Linked DNA regions of Homo sapiens: region 1 is linked to region 2. Evidence: chromatin contacts called from ENCODE Hi-C or POLR2A ChIA-PET data. All regions are on one chromosome and are shown on one strand. Each heading gives the region's core, a stretch centred on a gene start or an enhancer-like site at or near the end of the contact. The rest is flanking DNA. Distances are from core to core; before and after follow the strand shown.

Region 1 (2,700 bases), core at 172-2,671, 58 kb after region 2:
GTTTCGAACTCCTGACCTCAGGTGATTCACTGATCTTGGCATGCCAAAGTGCTGGGATTACAGGCATAAGCCACTGTGCCCTGCCAAGTTTTCCTTTTTTAACTGGACTGTTTTCTCTATCTTGGTACAAGTCAGTACCCTGAAGAGGTTTGCTTTTACCTGGTAGGGTGAGAAGTGATGTCCCTATCACCTTTGCTTCAGAGTTATGGCAGTTCTCTAGTTCTGTGCCACAATTTAGTTTGCAGGGATTTTCATTGTCTCACCGTCACACAGGAAACCATGTTTGTGTACTATATTGAGGGTCTATAGGCTAGATGCCTTGATGCTTTGGAGAATACTTAATTGCTAGAGGATGGGAGATAACTTTTTTAACATGTAGAAATCTGTAACTCTGGTGAAATTTCTGAAGCTCTAGTGGTCTGAGAATTGTCTGGAAATGTCTTCAAATTGGAAAAAAAAATTGTGAGGCTTTTTACCCTCCATCGATAAGGAAGAAGTGATTGAAGGGCTCTTTGTATTTTGGAATCAATGTATGCAACATATGACTCATGATAACAAAAGCTACCAGTTTTTTTTTTTTTTTTTTTTTTTGGTGGCGTTTAGAGCAAAAGAAGCTACCCCAACAAGTCTAAACTGCTGTAAAAGTAATTCTTTCACTCTTACTAGGTGGTGAATGCAACCAGTAGTGGTCAAAGTGTCTGAAACAAATTGAGATGTTCAATGGAGCCTGTGGTAGATAGGAGAATCAGAGTGGAAATACCTAGGGTTTTGGAGCAAAGCCATGTTCTTTTCATTAAGTAATTATTCTCTCTTTGAAAAACAGATCTTGCTTTGTTAATGAACACTGACAGAGACTAAATTCTGAAGGTTAACCAGGTTACACAAGCTTTGTGATTTTCATAAGTGTAGTTGAGAGGCAGAGCCAGTCTCTCACTAAAAAATGCTGTTAAATGTCAGATACTAGCTCTCAGCCTCCCTCAAACGTAGGGAATCACCACATGAACTACTCTTTACCAATTAGATGTATAGTTCTAGACTATTTCTTCTTCTTCAGAGTGAGGATTTGAACTCAGATTTTTGTGGTTCTAAAACCCTGATGGCCCTTTCACGAAAGCATGTCACTAACACATGTGAGTTAAGAAGCTCCATCACCTACTGGCTTTGTGATCGTGGGTAAGTCTCTTAACTTGTCTGAGCTTTGGTTCCTTGTCTGCAAATTGAGCATAAACAGAGTACACTTCCATAGTGACCTTGTGAGGAATAAATGAGAGGATACCTACAAAATACATTAAGTGAGATAAAGTGTTAAGCAAGGACTAAATACCTGGGAGCTTAGTCATGCAGAGAAGCAGAGATTGTAGGGAGTGCTCTTTGGAAGTGATCTTGGTAGCAGTGAGCCTGAGTTCCCAGGGTATTCCAGCAGTGATGTCAGCCCCAGCCTTTCATGACCACGCCGGCTCTGCCGGTGGCTATTTTTTCCAGTAGATGAGTTCTGTGGTATGATGAAGCACTGCTCCTGTCTGGGAAACTCCAGCATGTTTCTTCAGTGCTCCCAACGATTCTGTGAACTTTCTAACAGTCTTTCAGTAAAATTCCTTTACTGCTTATGCCTGCCAAGTATGAATTTTGTTGCTTGGAACTCTGAAACTTTGCTGTTTCAATGCGTCTGGCTTTATTCCTTGTAGTAAAAAAATGCATGAATTTTCAAAATCAGACAAACCTGGTTGGAATCTCACTGTCATTTACCAGCCCAAGTGACTTGCTTAAATTTCTTGAACTTTTTGAGCATCTAATTTTCTTATCCTAAAATGGACATAATAATACTTACTTTGTAGGGCAATCAAAAAATTAAATAATATGTATACAAATACCTATCAATCACTGAGTCTCACTTCTAGTAAGCATGCAAGACAGATGAATTTCTTCCTCTAAAACCAGTATGCATATCTTTGCTGTTTCATGATAGGGATTAGGCTATATGAACATTATGCAAATAACTATTGCCCCAATATTGGGATGAGCCAAAGAACCTGGGGGAGGGAAATGCTTTTGAGAGGACATGGAAAATAATTGAAAAAGGGAATTTCTCTAGCCCTGCGACTGTCTTAACCGAGTAGAAGGAATGGGGATAACATAGAATGACACGTGTTATATCTCCGGTTGCCTTTTGCCTGCATTCAGTGGTAATTGAGTCTGCATCTGCATTACTTGTAATTTTCTGCATTATTTGTGTTGGGACCATTAGGCAACTGCATCGTTAGTGTTATATTCACAAGTGTTATCATGCAGTTACCGCCAACAGACACTTAATGGAAAAATCCACTTTGAATCATGTGGGTGTTTTCTTTCTTTCCTCCTTATTTCTTTCTTTTGTCTTGCTGAAGACACACACACACACACACACACACACACACACACACAATGTAAACATGCTGCATATGCCAACATCTATTTGTGATTTAAAGAAAAATCTATCTGCGAAGTGTACCCAGGGTAATAATTCAGCAAAGTCACATTAACTCACTTACTTTGGGTATTAGAAATATTTTATTTGCTGTTCTATTGCTATTTTTAAAAGCATGGCTTTAAAGCAGAGGATTTGAAACATCAGTGTGCGTAACAATCATCAAGGAGAGATCACTAAACATGTAGATTCCATGGCCCATTCCAATGAAGTGGGTATTACTATAGCTTTACTTC
Region 2 (2,700 bases), core at 24-2,523:
TAGAAAACGGATGGGCTGGCGTGACGTTCTTATTTTATTTTATTCTTTTCTTTGCTCCATTTATTTCTTTTGGAGCACTTATACTGCTGGCTGAGAGTACAAAATGAAGGTCATGGATCATAACATGTCTTGGCTGGAAGGAATCTCAGGCATCCTTCAGCCAGGCACCTGATTTTACGGATGAAGAAACTGAGTCCAACAGCAGGCGAGTACCTTGCCCAATTTCAGGCAGCAAATCTTGTGATGGAGCCAGGAGTGTTCCTGTTCCTACGCCTCTCAACTGCCACTTTCATATTTTTTCTTCTTTAGCTGTGTGGAGAATGGCTGCTTGTCTCCCTCATCCAAAAACGCATTGGATTCAGCTAACAGTTTGTATCAGTCTAATGCACCTATTCACAGATTCTTGTAGTATTAGAAATCTTGTTTCTCAAGTTCAGTTTATTTAAAGTCATATTTCAAAGACTTTGCTTATGTGAGCAGGCAGCTTAAACAAGACTCTCTCCTGGTTTGTTGCTTCTTTCCTAATGCACTGGTGCCTGGGAGAATATTGCTCAAGGACAAGACCTTAGGCAGCGTCCACCTGAAAGCAGATGTGGCTTTTCATTCCTGATCTTTCATCCAAGGTCTGTCTCCAGAGTGCAACTTGCTGCCTTCTGAAGCAGCAGTTGTCATCCCCAGAGCACCCTGACGAGGGCAGCCTTTACTTTCTTGTGTTTTACTGTTGCTGGAAAAAGCTCTGGTCTTTACCTGGAATGGAATGGGCTTGTTTGTCACCTAAGTGCAAATGTCATTTTAGCACTTCGCTGGTCACAACACCCTTTCTGGCCTTTATAGAAAATGACATATTCCTGTGTTCTTTGTCTCTAACACATGCTTCAGAAAGGCACGGTCTGTTATTATGCTTTAAAAGGTTGGAGAGAAAATGCAGAGACCTGTAGGCCAAATACCAGGGAGCACAGAGAACACAAATCAGGCGATTGTGTCACCTGGGCCTCCTGGAAAGTAGAGAAAAGAAAGGGTTGGCTCTGTGTCCTGTTGCTGTTAACAAGCTTTCCACTGTCATTTCTCTTTCTGGGGTCAGAAGGATATTAAAACAAGATTGGGCACTCCCGCAGCCACTGGCTTCCTTGCTTCCATCTCTCTCACTTCCCTTTCCCCCCTGCCCCCAGCCTCTCTTCCCCCTGCCCTCTTGTCAGCCTGGGTTGTGTGGCCCTAGCACTTAGGTCTCTTTATCAGCCCCTTGAGCTGTTCTTGGCATGGGTGCAGCAGCAGAGAGGTACTGTTGAAAGAGCGCCGAAATTGCTGGCAATAGCAGGTGCCAGGGAGGCATCGATCCGGCAGCATGTGACAACTTAGGAACGGAAGGTTAGAGCAATTTTGTGGCCTGTTACAGCGTTGCCTTCTCACAAGGCAAAACCTATGACAAGTGGCTCCATCCTACTTGGGTCTCTGAGACACTGAAACTTGCTTTTAATTACAATAATTACTGCTCCCCGCCAGGCCTGGCCCACGGTGGCCAGAAATACAGGGACATTCTTCACTAGCTGGTTTTCCCTCTTGGCATTTCCCCTTATTCTCATCCTACAGGACTTCCATCCAACATCACACTTGGATAATACTGTTACTAAATAAACACCGACACAGCACATCCCAAGCCAAGCATGCCCTACATGCTGTACTCATGTTACCTTATTCAATTCTCACCTCTCAACACTCCTTTGAGGGAGGTAATATTATAAGCCTTGTATTTTAAGATCAAGAAACTGAGACTCAGAGAGGTTAAACAATTTGCTCCAGGTCATGTAACTAGTGATTAGCAGAGCTGGGCTGAGCTTGGAACGCAGGAAGTCTGGCTCTCCTCCCTGTCTCTAAGCACCATGTTCTGTTATCCCCACAGTCAGCAGTGAGCTCCCTTTCTATAAGCAGAGAGGAAAGTTTACCTTAAGAAAGTATAAGAATGTTGTGCTGCATTAGTTTCTCCAAGATGTTCTGTCTTGAGAGGGAAAATGGATTAAATACAACAGATGGCAGTAACCATTGGCGTTATTAACCTCCCCTTCCAGCAGGACCACCCTGATTTGCTAGCTGTGTGCCATTGACTTGTGTGCCATCTGTCACCATGCACATTGTGCTGTTGGTTCCTCATCAAAAACAAAACTGCCCATCCTCATCTTCCTGTGGGGACTGCTGAAATGCTTCCAAGAACAAGGGACTTATCTTTAAATCAATTTATTAAACAAATACTGATAGTGTGTCTACTACATGCCAGCACTAGGCTTGGTTCTGGGGATATGGATATTCATAAGACATGGTTTTGCCATCTGGCATCACATGGTTTGGAGCAGGAGACAGATAAGTAAGGAGTAAGGTGACCAGGAGTTTGTCTCTTTGCACCCCAAGGCTGGGTTCAAGGAGATGGATGCAAAGTTCTTGCAAGTTGGATGTGACCCAGAATCTTAGTAAATAGAACTGTAAGTTCTGGACTGAAGAAATTGCCATCTATGCCAAGGAAGCTGGCCTGAGATATACTACACTATACCTCATTATAAACTTCCAACAGCAAAGAGAGGAAGTTGTGACCCATATATGAACTGGCTGGACGAAGCTTTAATTTCAAAAGCATTTTTCACTGCTCGTTTATCAATACCACCAGCAAACATCTCCAGGGAACAAGACTGCTATGCTCAAGTTTCATCAGGT

The links. Hi-C counts contacts between places; a loop is a spot of excess contacts on that map. ChIA-PET counts read pairs that join two places held with the same protein, here RNA polymerase II (POLR2A). Pooled maps may share reads with other maps.
Region 1: a map of Caco-2 shows a loop between it and region 2 (10-fold over the local background). The contact joins two enhancer-like sites. A Hi-C loop is called at or near these places in 3 of 168 maps with a recorded cell type or tissue (Caco-2, Right ventricle myocardium inferior and esophagus muscularis mucosa) and 7 of 50 pooled maps. POLR2A ChIA-PET finds 5 or more read pairs at or near these places in 2 of 52 experiments (OCI-LY7 and activated T-cell).

Annotation. Positions count from the first base shown.
Region 1 is chr4:57,500,515-57,503,214 of GRCh38, forward strand. No RefSeq gene overlaps it. Among named protein-coding and RNA genes, the nearest start is that of LINC02380, 76 kb to the left of the region's middle. Within about 2 kb of position 1,422, at least 2 of the 41 ENCODE cell types and tissues checked have a DNase peak (open chromatin) inside an H3K27ac peak, as active enhancers do.
Region 2 is chr4:57,442,243-57,444,942 of GRCh38, forward strand. All of the region lies in intron 4 of LINC02380 (long intergenic non-protein coding RNA 2380), which reads left to right. Among named protein-coding and RNA genes, the nearest start is that of LINC02380, 18 kb to the left of the region's middle. Within about 2 kb of position 1,274, at least 3 of the 41 ENCODE cell types and tissues checked have a DNase peak (open chromatin) inside an H3K27ac peak, as active enhancers do.